Linked DNA regions of Mus musculus: region 1 is linked to region 2. Evidence: chromatin loops called from intact Hi-C (ENCODE). Cell type or tissue: gastrocnemius. All regions are shown on one strand. Each heading gives the region's core, and the rest is flanking DNA. Links, peaks and the distances in the headings are about the cores only. Region 1 overlaps Cfap97d2 (CFAP97 domain containing 2). Region 2 overlaps Rasa3 (RAS p21 protein activator 3).

What was found. Hi-C counts contacts between places; a loop is a spot of excess contacts. Peaks named below come from ENCODE experiments on the same cell type or tissue, not always from the same donor. Only the 100,000 strongest peaks of a DNase experiment are listed, where the experiment ranks them.
Region 1: a loop joins it to region 2, with 3 times the contacts of the local background. A loop is called at or near these places in 8 of 42 quality-filtered maps.

What each region holds. Positions count from the first base shown.
Region 1 is chr8:13,720,536-13,731,624 of GRCm38, reverse strand. All of the region lies in intron 1 of Cfap97d2 (CFAP97 domain containing 2), which reads right to left. The region is part of intron 1 of Gm46032 (a long non-coding RNA gene); the gene reads left to right. Among named protein-coding and RNA genes, the nearest start is that of Cfap97d2, 20 kb to the right of the region's middle. In gastrocnemius, for the core only: a CTCF peak has its summit at 5,709 (motif pointing right); a DNase peak (open chromatin) is centred at 5,720.
Region 2 is chr8:13,598,104-13,609,192 of GRCm38, reverse strand. Rasa3 (RAS p21 protein activator 3) reads left to right here. Exons shown (of 24, transcript NM_009025.2): 4 at 3,237-3,331; 5 at 10,903-10,979. Among named protein-coding and RNA genes, the nearest start is that of Gm34795, 20 kb to the right of the region's middle. In gastrocnemius, for the core only: a CTCF peak has its summit at 6,391 (motif pointing left); DNase peaks (open chromatin) are centred at 6,384 and 7,000; H3K4me3 peaks cover 829 bases; H3K27ac peaks cover 2,050 bases.

The DNA.
Region 1 (11,089 bases), core at 951-8,950, 120 kb before region 2:
AACCCCTCTTGGAGTTATTTTAAACCTTTGTATAAAACCTTAAACAATAGGCCAGGCCTGATGGTGCATGCTAATCCAGGAGGGTTGCAAGTTTGAGACCAGCCTAGGCAACTTGGTGACACATTGTCTCAAAAAGGGAGCGGAGCTGAAGCTATAGCTCAGTGGTGGAGAACGTGCCTAGTATGTACAAGTCCCGGGTTCGATCTTCAGTACAGGAAAAAAAAATCGACCATAGGAAGTGTTGTGATTAATGAAGCTGCCTAGGGCGGGCACCCCTGCAATGCAGCACAGCCTGATCCCTATCCAGCGTCTCTCTGTTCACTCTTCCTGCCCTTTGCCTCATCTGAGCTCATCCCGGAAGCCAGCAGGATGTGTTCCACGCCTAGGTGTTTCAGCACACACATGCATGCACACACAGTCACATGCACACATACACATAGGCACACAGGCAGACACACATAGGCACACAGGCTGATGCACACACATAGGCACACAGGCTGATGCACATACACACACACACACACACACACACACACACACACACACACACAGAGTTTCAATACCACAAACACACAACATTCAAACACCATCCACACTCCCTTTCTCTTCCCTCTTCCTTCTCCTCCTCCATCTCTTCTCTTCCTTCTTGACTTACGACAAGTAAGACGATCCAATCAGTAATCAGCAGATATCTTCCTTACATTTCTTGAAAGGTCGTTTGCCCCGGGAAAATGAGTCATTTGGTCTATAGTTTCCCCATCTGAGTTTTTACAATAGTATTGCTTGATATCTCCTATGAATTGTCAGTCACAATTTCAAATTCAATTTTCCCCTTTGGTAAGAATAAAACATAGACGGCCGTATGACATTTCATCATAAGGAGCAGAAGTCTGCGTGCATGCCTCCCTCCTTCTTCCTCCCTCCCTCTCTCTCTCTCTTGTGTGTGTGCGTGTGTATATGTGAGCACAAGTGTGTGTGTGTGTGTGTGTGTGTCTTTATACACATACACATGGAGGCCAGAGTCAGTATCAGGTGTCTTCCTTTATTGCTCTTGATTCTTCAATCGAGAGTCTCTCTCTCTCAGACTGGTGCTCACCGATTGTTTTGATAGGCTGGCTGTCCAGGGAGTCCCAGGGATTGACCTGTCCCCCAGTGCCCATCCCCACGTGGCATGCACTGCCACGCCCAGCTTTCTGCATAGGTTCTAGAGACGCAGACTCAGGTCCTCAGGCCTCCACACAGCGCTTCATCCACTGAGCCATTCATCTCCCCAGCACTGCTTTTCTTGTGACGTCAGAAACAGTGAAGAATCGCAGGGGTGTTGGCACTTGCCTGGGGTCAGAGCAGTGGGTCACTTTGCTTTTACCTCTGAGATTCTCCTACAGAGGCAAACGTCATCTTCACAGGATGGATCGCTAGTTCTCTTCATTTATTCCACCTTCATTTTTTCCACCTTTTGAAACAGAGTCTTTCTATGTAGGTCAGTGTGGTCTTGAACTCATGATTCTCTTATGTGCTGGGATCGTGGGGGTGCACCACCATGCATAGCTTATTTACAAATTTGTGTATGTGTGTTAGATGTGTGTGTGCATATTTACATTTGTACATGCGTGTAGGAGTGAGCACACATAAATATGTACATGTGGAAGTCAGAGGTCAATGTCAAATGTCTTCCTTTATTGCTTTTCATATATGTACATGTCTATCTATCTATCTATCTATCTATCTATCTATCCTCTCTGTAGCTTTTTGAGAAAGGATTTCTCACTGATTGGCTACACTGGCTGGAGAACAAGCCCTCAAGATGCTCGGCCTCTGAGGTCTCCTCAGCGCTAGGATGATGGGTGGGAGCCATCAGGCCTAGATTCTTCTGTGGTTGCTGAGGTTCTAAGCCCGGGTCTTCTTGCTTGTGTAGCAAGCCCTTTACTTCCGGAGCCATCTTCTCAGCCCCTTACTTACTGAATTTTAAAATAACACTTAATGTGTTTCAGTCTGTCATGAGGTTCAGTGGGGCATGGGATTGCCCCTTGGCCCTGGAGCCCTCTGTCTCTAATGACCTTGGGTGTGTCCTTCCCTTCCAGAATGGTGAGGCAGTAGGGCTATCTTTTGAATCTCTAGCTCACCACAAAGTTAACATGTCTATAGCTGATTATAGTGGGAAAGGGCTTGCAGAGACAACAGTCCAGGCATCCTCGTGTAGATGGTTCACATTGGAGATGGTATTTCCTGCTTGTGTGGTGCACACTGCACATGCCTGCCGTGGTGCACGCTGTGTGCATACGTGCTGTGGTGCACACTGCCCACATGCCTGCTGTGGGGGACACTGTGCCGTATTACTAGGTTAGAACAACATTCCTTCTAGAGAGCCACCCTAACCTCAGCCTACACCTTCTTATAGGATGATGTGTTCAGCAAATGTCAGCAGGGCCACCTCTCCCCCTAAACACACGCCTCCGCTAATACCCTCCCTTTATATTACTGTTTTGTCGCTGTGAAGGAATAAGGAACTGATTTTAGAGGCCTCTGGACTATGTCTTCTCAGTGTGACTAGGAATGAGGTGCATCAGTGCTCAGCTTAATTTCACTCTCAATAGTTGGGAACACCGTTTGGATTTGCTTTGCTTTGTAGAATGTAAGATATTTACACAGTTCCAAAGCCAAAGATGCCCCAAACAGCTTTTTAAAAGAGGCATGGATGGACTCCAGAGATGCCTCAGCAGTTAAGAGCACAGACTGCTCTTTCAGAGGCACGGTCTGAGTTCAATCCCTAGCAACCACCTGGTGGCTCACAACCATTTGTAATGGGATTGATATACTCTTCTGGTGTCTAAAGATGGTGACAGTGTACTCACACACACTAAAAGTAAGTAAGTAAATAAATAAATAACTCTTTAAAAAAAAGAGAGACCTGAGTTCTCTCAACTCTGTTCTCCTCTCATTAGTAATTCTTCCAGTGTTATATTTATTTTCATATTAAAAACATCAAGTCATATAGAGCATGCCTACACTAACTTCACAGTATGTGTGCATCCAAACATTTGCACACATTTTTGCCTGTTTCATCCACACTATCAACAAATTGTATGCCCCACCGTCTTTCATGAAACACCAGGGATCAGTCGTTTTTTTTGTTACTAGAATTAAATACTTGAGGATGAGTACTTTATAAAGAAAAGAGGTTTATTTTGCTTTGCAGTCCTGGTTCATCTGATGCTGGCCTTCTCAACAGCCAAGTCCCAGCAGATGCAGGGATATGGGAAGAGATAAAATTGATGTATGAAAATGTATGTATGTATGTGCATGTGTGCACACATTTACATGTTTTCTGGTCTCTCATCCACCCATCATTTTCTTTCTTTCTTTCTTTCTTTCTTTCTTTCTTTCTTTCTTTCTTTCTTCCTTTCTATCTATCTATCAATCTACCTATCTATCAATAATCTGTTTATTATCATCTATCTCCATGTAGAGATGGAAACAATATTCATGTCTGCCAGGCAGGAGCTCCACTATAAAGACAATCATCTTTAAACCATCCCTCTGTTTTTATTAAGCCCCCAGGACTCAGACCTGGGGTGCCATCCTGAGGGCCTTGTCTAATCCAAATCACCCCCCCATGGGCTTCACCCCAAACATCATAGTAGCTCAAGTTTCCACCCTCACAATGTATGTGCCTCGTGATGGGGCTTAAATTTCAGCACAAGCCACAACAGACTACATTCCAGAAATTAACGGCATGTCACAGTAGCACGTGGAGAAGTCTCTTTGTCCTTATTCAACTGTATACGAGTCATTATGTGTAAAGCATCTTATTGACCCAGCTGCCCATTGAAGAATATCTGAAATGGCTCCAATTTTGCTTTTACAAAGAAAAGCCTGCAATTAACATCTTTCGCAATTTGCCTTTGTGGATTTGCCAGTGTATCTGGAGTTGGGATTGCTAGGGTAAAGGCTAAACATGTGCGCAACTTTATGAGGTATTGCTCAGTTCCCCTGGGGCTCTGCCTCTCTCACACAGCCCGGCACGATGGTGGTCCTGTCCCCAGAGCACAGCCAGGTCCTCACCAGGCTCAGACTTGAGGAACAGTACTAGTGAGAGAGCAAGCTCGGCTTGCATGTCTTTATTATTAGTGAAGTCAACGATCTTTTTTATAGGCTAAAAGCTACTTAAAACTCTCCCGAAAGCTGGTTTTTCTGCATTGCTCATCTATCTTTGCTTTCCAGTCTTTTTTTTTTTTTTTTTTTTTTTTTTTTTTTTTTTTTGGTTTTTTGAGACAGGGTTTCTCTGTATAGCCCTGACTGTCCTGGAACTCACTCTGTAGACCAGGCTGGCCTCGAACTCAGAAATCCACCTGCCTCTGCCTCCCGAGTGCTGGGATTAAAAGCGTGCGCCACCACCGCCCAGCTGCTTTCCAGTCTTAAAGCCTACTTACATATGAGTATGAGCTTTTGTGGTGTAACGTGCAATAATTTTCCTTCACTTACACTTGCTTTCCCTCCCAACAATAGTTTATGCCATGCTATTACCTTTTTATTATTATATAAAGTTTATCAATCTCCCTTCTTTTTCAAAGGGTTTTGGATTATGGTTAGCATATTTTTCTACTACGGTTCTATAGAGTAATTTTTGTGTTTTCTACTAATTGCAAAGATAATTTTAAATACCTTTGTACTTTTTTTTTTTGAGTTAGGATCTTACTGTGTAGCTCTGACTGTACTGAAACTCACTCTGTAGACCAGGCTGGCCTTGAACTCTGCCTCTGCCTCCCAAATGCTGGTATTAAAGGTGTGCACTACCATGTCTAGCTACATTTTTTTTTTTTTAGGTAGAATCTTACTATGAAGCTTGATGGCCTTGAAACCTTGATCTTCCTCTTAGCCCCAGAGTGCAGGCATGCGTTACCACACTCATGTGCATTTTTATACTTAACGCTATAATCCTTCTGGAATTTATCTTAGTATAGAGTGTGATTGCAAGCCCCCAAAATCTAGATGGATGTTCTAATCCCAGGAGGTGAGTGTAGAGACAGGGTCCCCTGGAGGAGCGTGGATCTGAATGAAGCATGGGAGGTCAGAACCCGGAATGGGACAAAAGGATCCCATTGGTTCTCTCTGTCCAGTGAGTGAGGTGTGCTCTATGCAACTCACGAAGCCACCCTTACCGAGAACTGAACCCTGACAGCAACTTTGACCCTAGACTCTTAGTGCACACACCTCTGAGAAATAAATCTCTGCTACTAGAACAGTCTAGTTCAGTATTCCCATGGCAGCTTGGGCTCAGCCAGCAAGAAGACACCCAGGTTTATCTTTTGTGTATAAGCAACATCCTAGCACTCAGCGCCACTTGTCTGAGATGCTGCTGTTGCTGGGACCTGAATACTTGAGTCCTCCAAATTTATATGTTGTAATATTAACCCCTAGCAGCAGGGATGGAGTCTTTGGGAGTGATGAGATTCTGGGGCAGATCCTCTAAATGGGATAAATGGCAGAAGAGATCTTGGTGAGAGGGACTAGGGGAAGACACCATCTATAAAAATGGCCATGGCACTCCATCCATGTTGGGAAACTTATTCCTCAGTGTAGAGCAAGGAGGTAACCCTGTGTGCAGGTGTAGCCTTGGAGATGAATTTGCAGTTGCTGTACAAAGGTTTGTGTCAAAGATGTCCTCTTCTTCACTCCTCATGAAAGGGCACAAGGCTTGGACTTCAGTCTTGTGCTTCTACCACCAGGGGGCACTGCAATAAGCTCTATCTACCTATCTTTTATAATATATAGTATGATATATTAATATACAATATATAAATATACATTATAAAATGTAATATTATATTTATTATATATGTCTATGCATAATTTTATACTTTATTTTTATTGTGTTTATAATATTTATAGGATATGTATCTAATTTTCATTTATATACTATTATTTATATAATATGTATCTAATTTATTTAATGTCTATAATATTTATATACTATGATTTATATAATAGTTATAAAATTCATAATACAGTATATTATATAATATATCTCCTATTATATACATATATTATATTATATATTATATACATATCTAAAATGTAATATTGTAGATAATATATAATTATATATATTAATACATTAATATTATATGATACATATTATATTATCTATAATATGTACATTTATAATTAGTATTAAATAACTTGTATAATTTAAATTATACATAAAGGGATATTTATATAGTATATAAATATATATTAAATACTTTATATATAATTTAAATAACAAACATATAGTATAACATTATGTTATATAATTATATATTGCATACAATATACATTATATTATGTATATTATATATTTATCATTTTACATATAATTTATATATAGATTTAGATACTTTATACAAATATATGATACACTTATCTATTTATATATTTAAATATATAATATATTTATATAAATATATTTATATATAACATATAATTATATATAGTATATAATATATATTAGGCTGGGAGCAAACAATCAAGGTGCAGCAACATATATAAATTATACATATTAAATAGAATATAGAATATGTAATAATACAACATATAATATATCCATTATAATATATAACAATATTATGCATAATATAATATATAAATAGAATATATAATTGTAGCATAATTATAACATATAATATGTAATGAATTAATATATTCTGTATTATCTATAATTTATATATTTCTGCATCTTGATTGCCTGCTCCCAGCCTCTGGAACAGCCAGGGGACAACTTCTGTCTGCACGGAGTCTGCAGTGACACCACTTTGACTGTCTTCTGATTTTCATATGCATTTGAGACTGAATCTACTGTGCCTTTGGTCTGTCTCCTGTCCGTGTTTAGCATTGTGACATACTTAGATCCAGAGGCCTTGTGGTGGTTTTTAGCATCTGTATCATAGGTTAGCTTCTTGGAATCATACTTTCTTTCCAGTATTTCCTGATTGTTTATACAAGGCCTATCAGGTCTAACGATACAAAATAACTCAAGGGAATTTGCTAACTTTGTGTATTAAATGCTTACCTCCAACAATATTGCACCCTTTATATTTATCAGAGTCTTCTACTGTCATCTTCTGTTGCTCTCTACACAGGTGTGGGAAGACATATTCTCAGTCTCCTCTCCCTTTCCTGCCATTATAGAACCGGACTCCTGGAACTCTTTAAAGCCCTGGGTGTCTTCTTGTTGGTAGTCAGTGAGCCAGCTGGTGAGAGGCTCCTGCCTGGACTCAAATAGACCAGTCACTGGGGGACTGATTGTTATTAGACGCGTTCTCACGACCGGCCAGGAAGAACACCACAGACCAGAATCTTCTGCGGCAAAGCTTTATTCTTACATCTTCAGGAAAAAAGAGCAAGAAGCAAGAGAGAGAGAAAACGAAAACCCCGTCCCTCTTAAGGAGCATTCTCCTTCGCCTCGGACGTGTCACTCCCTGATTGGCTGCAGCCCATCGGCCGAGTTGACGTCACGGGGAAGGCAGAGCACAAGTAGTCATAAGATACCCTTGGCACATGCGCAGATTATTTGTTTACCACTTAGAACACAGGATGTCAGCGCCATCTTGTAACGGCGAATGTGGGGGCGGCTCCCAACATCTCCCCCTTTTTCTTTTAATAAGAGCAAATAGGCCACCCATATTAATGAGAGTGGAGATAGAGGTCAAATCCCCAGTGTGTAGGTAAAGGAGCCATGTACAGGATTAGCTCTTAGGCTTACAGGCTTTTACCCAGAGCAACCCTGACCTGCTCCCGTGTCGTTTTGCCTGGGGGAAGGGAACTAGGACACTGAACCTTCATGAAAGATGACATGTCTCCCTAGAACAGGCTCATATATGCCGCAGAGCCTTTCCATTGCAGTGCTTAGCCTTGCAACTCTCTCGGGCTGCTGAAGCACACTCACTCTATCCCGTGCAATGAGTCTAGCCTCATGGGATATAAGAGCTGAGTGGCCAGCGACCTATTGCCTAAGCATAGATATATCAGGGGAAGCTCCATGTTCTAGTCCTGCAAGCGCCTGGGCAATAACCACCTTGTCTCTCCTAGTTTAGGCCTTAAGCTTACAGACCAATCAAAGAAGCAACACTAATCCACAGCAAAGTGTATCTCCAAATAATATTAATCCCACCCATTTTTTAAAGAAAGAAAATGCTGAGGAGATCCAATTGGGTAATCCTTTGGTCAGGGACAGGTCCAAGCGCGTGGAGTTGACCTGAATGATGGCAAGCCTCGAAGGGTCTGTTCAAATTCAGCCATCCAATTCTGTAACATATACTGAAAAAGACTTTTTGACAAATTAGCTGCCCTAGTAAATTTAACATACTGAATGGAAATAACACACAATCCCGGAAACTTTTGTTCACATCCCTGCTGAGTTATTTGTCATAATACATCTAGTTGTATCTGGACAAGTCCAGACAGAGCCAAGGCTGTCTGAATTAAGGCCAAACCCAGTTCCTAGTTAGTGGTAAAAAAGCAGGAGAATACTTGAGCATTATACATCACCGTCATTGGGAGTGGAAATGTCGACATTATCCCCCAACGCTGCTCTCTCTTTATTATTGACGCCCTGGACATCACCAAGACGAGGGACATTAGTATTCCCTTGGTCAGTCTGGATTTTTCGGGTGAGTCTTTCTGGTACCCAAAATGGGTTGTCTTCATTCTGTGGGAAAACACAGATAGCTCCCCTGGATCTTATCAAGATAGGATCCGGGCCATACCATTTATTATCAAGGACATTTTTCCATTTAACCATCTCATTGGGCCTATCTGGCTCTGAACAATGACGTTCAGCCGCAGTATGGCCATGAGCATCAATATTTAAAAAATTGAGTGTAAAGAGTGCCAAAGACACCGACACTCTTGGTGCTCGGGGTACAGTCTCCTCAAAAGTTCCCCTCTTCTGTTTTATAAGATAGGCTTTGAGGGTGCGATGCGCACGCTCAACAATACCCTGTCCTTGAGGGTTGTACGGAAGTCCAGTCAGGTGGGTTACGTCCATCTGACGGCAGAACTGCTGAAATTTTTGGGACGTATAAGCTGGTCCATTATCAGTCTTAAGGAGTCTGGGTTTCCCCCAAGCACTCCATGCCTCAAGACAATGTTGAATCACATGTGAGGCTTTTTCTCCGGTTAACGGAGAAGCAAACATGATGCCAGAACATGTGTCAATGGACACATGGAGATATTGAAGTTTTCCAAAGGAAGAAACATGTGTAACATCCATTTGCCAGACCTGTAGAGGTCGAATACCGCGTGGGTTAATTCCCACATGAGGAACTGGCAAGAACTCACAGCAGCTTTGACATTGAGTAACAATGTCACGGGCTTCTTTTCTTGTCAAGGAGAAACGACTGCGTAATGTTTCAGCCGTCACATGAAAATTGTTATGAAAATTTCTTGCAGCCTCTACCGGGGATGATAGGGCAGCAGCCACCACTTTAGTGGCCTTATCTGCCAAATCATTTCCCAGAGCCATGGGGCCAGGTAGGCCTGAATGGGCTCTAACATGAGTAATATAAACAGGAGATCTTCTAGATAACAAAACTAATTGTATCTGCTGAAAAATATTGGCAACTCTACTGGAAGGCTTAATCACTCCAGCCACTTCTAAAAGATTTACTGCATTAACCACATAATAGGAATCTGACACAATATTAAGGGGTTTTAAAAAGGTTTTTAAAACTTCTAAGACCACTAAACATTCTACCACTTGAGGTGAATTTTCATTATATTGTTTGGATACCACTTTACCATTAGCCACATAGGCACCTATGCCAGTTTTTGATCCATCAGTATATACCACAATCCCATTTTTAAGTGGGTTTCTTACTGTTATTTGTGGAAACACAACAGATTGATTTTGGGCAAACTGTAAGATTGGATGTTTTGGATAATGGTTATCTATTTTTCCTGAAAAGGAGGTAACTAAAACTGCCCAATCATTAGATGCGGCTGCCAAGGTTTGAACCTGTGCAGCGGTATAAGGTACAATTAAAAGATATGGACTTTGCCCAAAGTGGGTGATTGCTGCTTTTAGGCCTTTAAGGGCAAGCTGTGCAATTGCATCAGGATACCAATCTATTATTTTAGCTGGGGATACGTTTGGATGGATCCACAACAATGGCCCATTCTGCCACAAAACTGCAGTTGGCAATTGTGCTGTCTTAAAGACACACAAACTGAAAGGCTGCGAATCCTCAATACGTTGTAATTGTGCATTCTGTAAGGCTTTTTCCACTTTTTGTAAGGCCTGGTTAGCAGCTAGAGTAAGAGTCCTAGGGGAGGAGATATGAGGATCTCCTTCTAAAATACTAAACAAAGGCCTTAATTCAGCAGAAGGAATCTTTAAAAAGGGTCTGAGCCAATTAATATCTCCCAACAGCTTTTGAAAATCATTTAAGGTATGGAGGTGATCTCTTCTTATCTCTACCTTTTGGGGCACAATCTTATCTGGGGACACCACAGAGCCCAAGAATTGTCCTGTATCAGAAATTTGGACCTTTTCTGTGGCTATCTGTAAACCCCACTGACTTAAAGTTTTAAGTAGAAAAGGATATGCCTTTTGTAGCATGGTAAGGTCTTTATGGCACAGGAGGATGTCATCCATGTAAAGGAGCAAAATTAAAGAGGGGAATTGTTCCCTCACTGGCAAAAGAGCTTTTTGTATATAAAGCTGGCACATTGTAGGACTATTGGACATCCCCTGTGGTAAGACCTTCCATTGATACCTCTTATCAGGTTTAGCAGAATAAGCTCTCTGACCCGTTAACAAGTCAAAAGTCCAATCTCTCTGCTCTGGAGTTAAAGCAGCAGCGTTTGCTCGGGCCTGCGCCTGTGCCGCCTCCTGCCACAGAGCTCGCCATTCCACATATTTGGCCATACTAGGGAGAGCGGCTTTTGCAATCATTTGCCAGTCGGCAGGAGTTAGTGCCATGCTGGCAAGCCTGTCTAACTGCACCAAGGTAAAATTAGCATTGATTCCATATTTAATCTGCACATATTCTACCGGAGCGTGGACACGCCCACCCTCGGCTCCTTCAAAGACTGGAAATGCCTGTTGTAT
Region 2 (11,089 bases), core at 1,441-9,440:
TTGGGTTTGCGGTACCTTCTTAGACATGAGAGTCCTTCTTAGATCTGGTGTTTGAAGTGTTCGGTTTCCCTCTGAGGTCTTGGGGTGGGGTTTTTCTCTCAGGATGTAGCGCTGCTGGCTTGGGTCCTTGGGTGCTCTCTGAGGTATTATAGATACTGTCAGGACCTCAGACACTCTGTGAGGCATCTGTCAGCCCTCGCTACACCCACTGGCTGACCTGATGGCCTCTTGCTTTCAGGCCCTGAGAAATGGGGACCTCTAGGTGACAGGTTTCTCTTATCAAGGAGGAAAGGGCCTGAAGACCCGGATATGTGTGTTCTAGGAGTCCAAACTGAGTCACTTTCAGTAGAAGCTTCTAAAGAAGAGGGTAATAGACTCTGTTTGAGGAGGCAAGACCCCAAGTGTCTCACAGGAGCACAGGGGCACTGGCCAGGCCTAGCAGACGATGCATGAATGGATGAATGGTAGCCTCTCCTCCTGGGGTCCAGCATTTCCCTCCTAGGGTCCAGCATCTCCCTCCTGGGGTCCAGCATCTCCCTCCTGGGGCCCAGCATCTCCCTCCTGGGGCCCAGCATCTCCCTCCTGGGGCCCAGCATTTCCCTCCTAGGGTCCAGCATCTCCCTCCTGGGGTCCAGCATCTCCCTCCTGGGGTCCAGCATCTCCCTCCTGGGGTCCAGCATCTCCCTCCTGGGGTCCAGCATCTCCCTCCTGGGGCCCAGCATTTCCCTCCTGGCATCCAGCTTCCACATGGGGGGAGAGGGCTTTAACAGCTTCTTCTTGTTCTCCCAGCTGTGAAATGGACTAGTTCTCCCCATGGGTTTGCACATCTGCATGACGTCACCTTCTCTTCTGTGTTGTCAGACAGAAGCATCAGGCTCCTTGACCCCTCCCAGCCACAGAACTCACACCAGCTTCTTGACACAGAAGTCCTCACTTCGAGCATTTTGTTAAAAGGTCCCAGATGAACCAGAGCACCTGGCGCCCACACTGCTGACCCAGGCACTGGGGAGGAAGTGTGGCAGTTTAGGGAGGACGGTGAGCTCAGATCATGATACACACGAGCCTTGTGACCCGAGCTTCAGAAAGCGCAGATCCAACTAAGGCTCCTCCCCATCTCCAAGATAGAGCAACTCATGCATGCGCCGATGTTTCCTCTCACTGTGGACTTTCCCAGTGGAGCTACTTTGTGAGACATACTTATGTCGTCATTCGAGGAAAACAGTTATAGAACTGTGTGGTGCAGCTAGAATTCCACGTGTAATCTTCCTCACTGTCTGAGGGAGATGCTGACCCCAGGAGGGAGATGCTGACTCCAGGAGGGAGATGCTGACCCCAGGAGGGAGATGCTGACCCCAGGAGGGAGATGCTGACCCCAGGAGGGAGATGCTGACCCCAGGAGGGAGATGCTGACCCCAGGAGGGAGATGCTGACCCCAGGAGGGAGATGCTGGACCCCAGGAGGGAGATGCTGGGCCCCAGGAGGGAGATGCTGGGCCCCAGGAGGGAGATGCTGGGTCCCAGGAGGGAGATGCTGACCCCAGGAGGGAGATGCTGACCCCAGGAGGGAGATGCTGACCCCAGGAGGGAGATGCTGGACCCCAGGAGGGAGATGCTGGACACCAGGAGGGAGATGCTGGGTCCCAGGAGGGAGATGCTGGGCCCCAGGAGGGAGATGCTGGACCCCAGGAGGGAGATGCTGGACACCAGGAGGGAGATGCTGGGTCCCAGGAGGGAGATGCTGGGCCCCAGGAGGGAGATGCTGGACCCCAGGAGGGAGATGCTGGACACCAGGAGGGAGATGCTGGGCCCCAGGAGGGAGATGCTGACCCCAGGAGGGAGATGCTGGGCCCCAGGAGGGAGATGCTGACCCCAGGAGGGAGATGCTGACCCCAGGAGGGAGATGCTGGATCCTAGGAGGGAGATGCTAGGCCCCAGGAGGGAGATGCTGGACCCTAGGAGGGAGATGCTAGGCGCCAGGAGGGAGATGCTGGACCCCAGGAGGGAGATGCTGGGTCCCAGGAGGGAGATGCTGGACCCCAGGAGGGAGATGCTGGGCCCCAGGAGGGAGATGCTGGACCCCAGGAGGGAGATGCTGGACCCCAGGAGGGAGATGCTGGACCCCAGGAGGGAGATGCTAGGCGCCAGGAGGGAGATGCTGGACCCCAGGAGGGAGATGCTGGACCCCAGGAGATACTGGACCTTAGAAGGGAGATGCCGCTTTGATGTTTCTTCCTTCTGAATGTTTTGAGTCTTGTAAAAGTTGAGTGAAGGACTTCAAAAACAAATGCTAGTAGCGATGTCTAAGGAATGGGAGTCAGGATGAGTATTCTGCAAAGGCCAGCACCCCCTATGCCGGCGTCAGCCCCGGAAGCACAGGGTAGCAAGGACATAGATAGGTCTCCCAGCCTCGAGCTTCAGAGGTTAGCCTGCTGTCCAGAGAGAGCCGAGCCCAGAGCCGCAGGATTTTGTTATCCTTCTCCACAGACATAAGCTCGATCTTATGAAACTTTTGTTTCATGTGGGATAATTCACTAGAGACAAAAAAAAAAAAAAAAAAAAAAAACCACCTCCCACTGTGGGACAAAGGTCTGTTTTGCAAGAGCCACACAGTAGCTGTCTTCAGCGGTCAGAGGCCTCAGGACCCTATAGTGGAAAAATCAAAGGAACACCCACCAGGTGGGGGAGGGAAAGAGGGCCCCTGTGGCAGCCACTGTCCTTCAGGCACATGTGCATGGCCACTTGCCACGCGTACATATGCCACATGACATATAAGTGAAAGATTGCACATTTGCGTCCCATTCAGTAGCTTTTATTAGAAGGCACACATTCCTACCACATTATCATAAACCTATGTAGTGTTTTGCTCCCATCTACATTTTGTGGAAAGGGTGGCAGCAGAGGTGGTAGACAGCCAGACCTGCTGTGTGGGAGCCTGACAGGCCAGTAATGGCTGAAAATAGACTGGCCCCTTTCTCTTATAGTCAGCCTGCTGCAGCAACTTAAGTACAGGCGAGGTGGAAGAGTGCTTATCTGTAAAAACTGGTTCTTCTGCCGTATAGCTTGCAGGAAGTGCTGTTATGTGAACAGGCAAGTCTGCAGCCTTGACCAAAGCCAGTGTGAAGTGCGCTCTGCAGCTTGGAGGCTCCGAGTCTAACCTTACTAAGGAGTGGGGCTCCAGCCCCCTTGACCTCTTGTGGGTTTCCCCTCCATGACCTTTGCTCTCTTCCTGTGTTCCAGGCAAGGTGGCCATCCAGAAGGAAGACTTGCAGAGGTACCACAACAGGGACACATGGTTCCAGCTGCAGCACGTGGACGCAGACTCAGAGGTGCAGGTGAGATTTGCACGTGGGTTGGGTTGGGGTAAGATAAGCTCAGGCTGTGGGCCTGAGATGGAGAGGAGCCAGCAGGCTGCGTCTTCACCTCTGTGGCTGAGCTCTGCAGCCCTGTTCCTCGGTCATGTTTGTTGCTCTGGCTGCTGGTGTGCGTTGTCAGGCAGATGGAAGCAACTTTAAAATACAGAAGGTGGGGGAAAGAAGCGGCAAAGAGCAAATCGTAAACTTGGGTAGCATGCTCAGTGCTGCTATTCCTGGAGAGAGTAGCTGAGCCACAGAACTGCCAACCACCCCATGGCGTGCCTGCATAGTGTGTCCTCTGGGACGGAGCACCCGGCTTACGGAAATAGAGAGATCATGCGCACTTAGGTAGGTAGGCCTGGCATGGCTGTCCCTTGATGAGCAGCATAAAACCTCCTAACCTGGCTTTTCTAACTGTCTTAGTTAGGTTTTTACTGCTGTAAACAGACACCATAACCAAGGCTAGTCTTATAAAGGACAACATTTGATTGGGGCTGGCTTAAAGGTTCAGAGGTTCAGTCCATTATCATGGGGAGGGGGAGTGCAGGGGAGCAGGGCAGCATCCAGGCAGGCACAGTGCAGGAGGAGCTGAGAGTTCTACATCTTCATCTGAAGGCTGCTAGTGGAAGACAGACTTCCAGGCAGCTAGGATGAGGGTCTTAAGCCCACACCCACAGTGACACACCCACCTCAACAAGGCCACACCTCTAATAGTGCCACTTCCTGGACCAAGCATATATAAACCATCACACTGACCTTAGCATGGCCACTCTTAAAATTGCCTGTAAGAGGGGATGGCAGGTGTCACATGCCCAGGGTGCAAACCTGTTTATGACTGTGGCCCTTGTCATGAGCCCTGGTTTTAGATAAAGGACAGCTGCAATGACCTTTCACTTTGCCTGCTATGTCCATGTTATGGCTGGGAGCTGGGTCACAGAATTCAGCTCCCCTGTTCAGGAGTAACATGGGTAGTTGGTCAGCCTCTGCAAGCCTCATCTGTATAAAGTAGAGGTTTTGTAGGCCATGGAGACTTACATGTAGCCTAGCAGTGCTAGGTGCATTGTGGGATATGGAGGTTTATGCTGGTTTTATCCTGAGTAGATAGAGTCTGGGGAAAGTCCATGAAACAGACATACTGTAAAGAGCCGGGTTGTAGGAAAGAACTCAGCAGAAAGAATTTACTAACAGTTAACGGGGGAAGCTCTGAGCTGTGCATCCTTGTGTCCTAGGACTCCAAGACTACAGACGAGGCTAGTCTGCCTGCCCCACATCCTCAAGGTTCTCTTCCTCAGTCTGGCTTTTCTAAGCACAGGGCAAGGGTGTCAAGGCCAAAGGTCATCCACCCGTAGAGTTGGCAGTGAGATCAGCACAAGAGAAAGTGAGGCACTGAGTAGAATCTCATGGCCACGGTGCAAATGAGCATGCAGAAATTTCACTCACGGAGGGACACATGTAATTTCCAATTCATTGACCCAGCCTCCCAAGGGCCCACTTGTGCCGTGGGAGCTAAGTAATGCAGCGATCACCTACGGAAGCAATCATGGTTCTCCGGCAGGAAAGGAGAGCCTTTTCTGAAGGCAACAGTCCCCCTTCCCTCCCTGGCTCAGGAAGCTTCTCCATTGCCAGGAGTTTCAGCCTTATTCCTCCTTAGATTCCCAAGGCCAAGGTCAGCTCAGCACCTGCACAGAGCTGCAAGATCCCTTCCAGGCGTAGTCTTCCTCGAGTTAGAGTTCATTAACAAGTCTTTGCTGTTTATTAGGCATTGAATTTTTAAATGGCTGCAGGTTCACAGGACGCTGCAAACAGAAGTCCACAGGAATATTGCCAGGAAGTTTGGATGTTATCTTTTTCCCCGTCTAAAGCCCCCCTAGCCTGGCCTTTCTAACTGTCTTAGTTAGGTTTTCACTGATGTGAACAGACACCATGACCAAGGCAAGTCTTATAAAGGACAACATTTGATTGGGGCTGGCTTACCGGTTCAGAGGGATAACATTTGTGAGCACCCAGGCGTGGCTGGTACAGGTCACATGACTGTGTACTTATTCTGTCTGATCTCACCAGTGTACGCACAAGCACGCATGCACACGCAAGCACACACATACATGTACATATACATACACACACATGCACACACAGGTACACAAGCATCTGTATGCGCATGTGCACACACATGCACAAGAATACACACACACATGCATGTACACATACATGCACGCACACACATGCATACACACATGCACACACACATGCACACGCATGCAGTTCATGCACACACTGTTCAGGGATTTTAGTGTCTCATAAACCTTGCCACTCTAACCATTGCTAAGTACAGCTCAGTGCCATCGTGGGCATTCCTGTGTTCTTTGCCATTACCCTTCTCCAGATCTCTTTCAACCCATTAAACCCAGGTTCCCAGGCTCAGAATCTACCACTCCACTGGGCCAGGAGTGAGGGCGTGGGTGGGTGGGTAGGCAGCGACTTTGCTTAGAACTCAGGTGAGTTCATCTCTTGGGACGGTCTCGTTAGACGAGTGTTACATCACAGGTCCATGAATGTTGTACTGTGTCAGGATCCCTGCCTTCCTTAGGCTGGGGGCCTGAACCACATTTTACATACCTGTTAACCATGTGAGTTATTGATACTGCTGGGCTAGTAGATGTCTTTGCAACTTTAGCCCTTGTACACATTTGTATCACAGCTACTACAATCAAGATTCAGAACCATTTTATCACCACAAAGCTATCGGTATAGATGCATATGTCAATCTCATGTCTGGAGGGGGATTTCTTCTCAATGCTGGAAGGTGACTAAGGCATCATTGGGGCAGCTCAATTTTTCCTTGAAGCTTGGCGTGTATGTCAGTGAAAATAGATCTTGACCTCAGCCCTCTAGTCGTCTGAGACCTAGGATCCTGAAAGGCAATTGAAAAGGCTGGAGAAATGGAGCAATAATTAAAGAAAGCCCAGCATCCCCTTGGTAGTCCTCAGCCAACTATAACTCCAGTTCCAGGAGATTTAACGCCCTCTTCTGGCTACCGCAGGCACTGCATGCACGTGACACACAGTAGTGCATGCAGGCAGAATCCCCACATACGTAAAAAGAAATAAATCTCAAAAAAAAATAATTAAAAAAAAATAAGTCTTCGCTGCTGTTGCTGGGCTGAGGGATAAGTAGGTCTCTGTAGGACTCGGTCCCTCTCTGGTGAGTGTGACACTAGAACTTCATTCACAGTGGCCGAGATAGGGAGGCGGCACCTCCCCTTAGCCTGACCTTTAAATGGTAACCGCCATCTTTGCTCCGCAGCTGTGGCTTGTTTTGAAAATGTCACATTTACAGTTTCTAGAAGGGCAGAGAGAGTGGCATTTGGGTTCTTGGATCCACCTGTTTTGTAATTTGTGGGAAGGAATCACACATTACAGCAGAGGGAACGGGGCCCACAAGAGAAACCATGTGTCACTAGAAGTGGAGAAAAAGACAGCTAAATGTCTTGCTTCCTTCTGGAACCAACGCTGTTCAGAGGTCTTTGATGAGCCGCTTTATTATATAGAACCAGCCACTTCTGCTGCTCCCTTCACAGAGACTCGTCAGCTACGGGGATGGCCCTGTCAGGAAGGCAGGGGCTGCAGCTGGCGTGGCGCCCCACAGCCTCCAGCATCCTCTGGTTCTGAATGGTATGGAGAAGGATGGCACTGGCCCCTCCCCTACTGCAACACCCCATATCTGTGTTTCTGAACTGGTTATGGACATGTAATGTATTCAGGACATATGGTATGTCACCCTAGATCTGCCATTCATACAGGCAAATACCATCTTGGTCAGAGAAGGGGTGGGCATGCCACCTCTCCCAGAGTGTTTGGGAGTGTGTCTTTAGTGTCAGATCATATAAAAGGTTGCCAGTGGTTGCCCATGGTCAAGGGCCACTTTTTTCTCTGGGGTTTTTGAAAGCATGGGAGCTGAGAAAAGTGTTGACTTCCTTCCCTGGCCCAGTCCTGCCTCTGGGTTTGTTTGCTTTTGTTTGTTTGTTTGTTTGTTTGTTTTGTGCGTGCCTCATCCGGTCTTGGCTACACAAATCTCACCTAGAGCCATCTCCACATTTCTCCCTGCCTTGGCCTAGTGACCACTCAGGCTGGTAGGGATGGTTTAGAGGGGAGTGTCCCTTAAGGAGCCACCCTCTCATGATGACCTGGCCAGGAGTCCTCTCAGTTTCATGAGGCAGCAATACATTCGAAATTTTGTTACCAGTTAAGTTTTTGGGGACACTAAGCAGAGATCTGAGCTGTGTCCATCTTCCTGGAGCCTTGACAGCCCCCTTCATAACAGCGTTGGCAGTCATTGTTTCCCAAAGTACACACCCTCGGTGTTAAGTGGGCCACAACCCGCTTGCTGCACAGGCGGCGTTCCTTTGCATGCTCAGGTTGGACACACCCTCACTGAGGTCTTGGGAAGTTGCGTCTTTCTCTTTTTGTTTGGGTAACCTGACTACAGGTCTATCGCTTCAACGATCTCTTCAGCGGATCTGTTTGGGGTTTTGATTTCCTCTCACTTCCTGCTTTTCAGATTTTGCTGTTTTTGGTGTGTGTGTGTGTGTGTGTGTGTGTGTGTGTGTGTTTGGTTATTTCTGCTTTCGGAGGATAACTCTGTCCTAATTTACTGATTCCGGGTCTTTCTCCTTCCCAGAACATGCATCCCACGAATCCTGCTAAGCTGTACTTTCATTTTCATTTATTTAAAAATACTTTTAAATTTGCCTTAAGACTTCTCTAACCAGAGTGATATTTGGAAGTCGTAATCTTCGTGTATTTGGAGGGTTTCTTTTGGTTACCAGTTTCTAGTCCGTCCCGTGAGTGCTGAGAGTGGACTCTGGTTTTCCCCCCATGTATCTGATGAATGATGCTGAAGGTACTTCCCTTGTCCCCAGCGAACTCAGTAGGGTAGTCCCTGCTGTGTGACAAGGTCTAGGAACTCCGATTAGCTCCTCTCAGGACCTCATACAGTGGAACCGGGCCACCTGTCACCGCCTCTGTTCTCGGACATTCTTGATATTCATCTCAAGGCTGGAGGGAAGACTTGTGGCACTTCCTTTCCAGGCCATGAAATAATGTTTCTCTCTCGGATCAGAGTGAATTCGGAGCCACCTGTCTGTCCTTCAGCAGGTCTTGAAGAGACGGAAGGCACCTGACCCTGTGCTGTAGGAGCTAACTGAACCAAGATATGGGACCTGGGAACAGAAAGTATGACTCTGAGGGCTGAAACACAGGTGTAAACCTGATGGGTTGCTGTGCACCACCTGACCACAGGGCAAGAGGCCCCTCCCAGCCTCCACCCTGACACCTCTCCCCATAGGCAACGCCCATCATGTGCAGGGCTAGAACCAGAGAGACTTCTGGCCACAGGCTTGCCTAGAGCACCTTCATGGTGCAGAGGGGTCATGGCGGTGGCGGCTGTTTCACCTCCTCCTGGCCTCTCCCAGACCTCTAGAAACGGAAGCCGCTGCTCACTGAGGTGGGAGCCGCCCTAGTGAGGAGTGTTTGTGCTGAGTCTTGGGGGCACCGCTAGTGTGTGGGAAAAACAGGAAACAGGAAGGCAGCTGCCATCAGCTGTGGGAGGTGGGGTCATCTACCTCACCCCAGTGCTTCTGCCTTTCAGAGGCTAAAAGATGAAATGAGCTCCATCCATCTGAACAGCTCACAGCTGGGTCCTAAAAATGGCCTGCTGGTGGTAAGGCCAACTTCAGGGGCCGGGGATGGCCACTGCAGCACCCGGCAAGCTCCAACAGTCATGGAATATGGAGCTACAAAACTCACTCGATATTGTGCCTCTTAGTGTTTGGAGGTTTCCTCATCACTAAACAGCCGAGGGCAGGGACACGGCGTGGGGAGAGCTGGTACCCACCTTCATGGTCCTTCTGTCTTAGTTACGGTTCCTATTATTTTGATTAAATGCCATGGCAGAAAGCAACTTGGGGAGGAATAGGTTTATTCTACCTTACCATGTGCAGTTCATCACCCAGGACAGGAACCTGGAGGCAGGAGCCAGTTCAGAGGCCATGGAGGGATGCCGCTTACTTCTTTGCACTTCATGGTTTGCTTAGCCTGTTTTCTTGGGACAGTCGGGGACAGCCAGACCCAGGGATGGCATGACCCACAGTGGGCTGGGCCCTCCTCCATCAATCAATGATGAAGAAAATGCTCCATAGGCTTGCCTACAGCCCAGTCCTGTGGCGACATTTCTCAATGGTAGTTCTCTAACTTTGTGTCAAACTGACCAAGACAACCCAGACGCCTTATGTCAGCATTTTGGGGTGGCAAAGGCAGGAGATCCAGAACTCACTGTCACCTCAGAAGCCTGAAAGAGTGTCCCTAGACATTTAGAGACCTCAGTTCAAGTCAAATCAGGATTTGTGGCGTCGATGCAAAAGAGGATTTCGTTTCAGGACTGGCTAGTATGAACTAGCGCTGGGATTTAATGAAGATATTTGAATATAGAATTAAGCACAAAGGTTAAGGGAAAGGCTTTCAGAAGGAAGACACGGGAGAGCGTGGGTGTGATCCTCTCACATGTGAGAGTGTTGGTGTGATCCTCACACTCCTGAAAGCATTTCATGTGGGGATTTCACAGTCACAGAAAGCAAACCACCCAAGTGTAGCTACTCTCTCTATTAGTAGGGTAATAGTTCATGACTGTCTTTGAAGGGATGCTACACCTAACTGAGGTCACTGAGGAGTCCCTGAGGGGCTCCCCACAGAATGACACTTGATAAGGTGAAAGTCTAGCTCACAGTGACAGACAGGTATGATGTCTTTACTGTGAACTAAGGTATCAGTTTTGGGCTCTCCTAGGCAAGGCCTTGTTTGAAGGCTCAGGAGCCCAAAGGTGTGATCCTCTCACATGTGAGAATGTTGGTGTGATCTTCACACTCCTGAAAGCATTTCATGTGGGGATTTCACACCCGCAGTCACAGAAAGCAAACCACCCAAGTGTAGCTACGCAAGAGGCCGTGGAGACTTTCTGGTTTAGCCTCCCCTTCTCTAATGACAGGCATCTTGGATTAACATTTGTGTGCACTTAACCCACGGGAGGTCCCACATCTCACGGGAGGTCCTACATCCCACGTGGATACTGCTAAGGAGCAGGGCCTACTCTCCTGATGCCTTTCCCTCTTCATCCTCATGGTGTGACTGTGTAGAGATAAACAAAGGAGGTTGGGGTTGCCAGCTACCTGTCACCCTTCTAGAAGCATTCATGAAAATTAACTTCATGGAGAATGAGACTTGAATGCTCTGGCCTCCCCATGGAGATCGCAGCCCTCTTGGGAGAGTCTTTCCTGCTGGGTCTCACTATAACATGCCCTGGACATATGCATTCGTAGCATTCCTAGGGGCCACATGTCTGCGTGTCCACATGTCCTTTTTTTATGCTTTTAAGCCCATTACCTCTCCAAGTCTGAGTTTCTAGGTCTGGCACCTTCTGGCACAAGTACCAGCCACTTGAAGGGCCACAGATTTCCCACAATCCTTGTCTGCTTGTGACACCATCCTTGTGCCTTACAGGGCAAGGTCCACCTGGAGCTGAGACTAAGTGAGGTCATTACGGACACTGGTGTCGTCTGCCACAAACTCGCTGCACGGTAAGTCACCTGGGGAACTGAGGACATACTGCGTTTCTCCAGAGGTGGCCTCTCTCATCCCTCCTGCCCCCCTGGAGCTGATGCTTACCCACCCCGGGCGTGATGTGCAG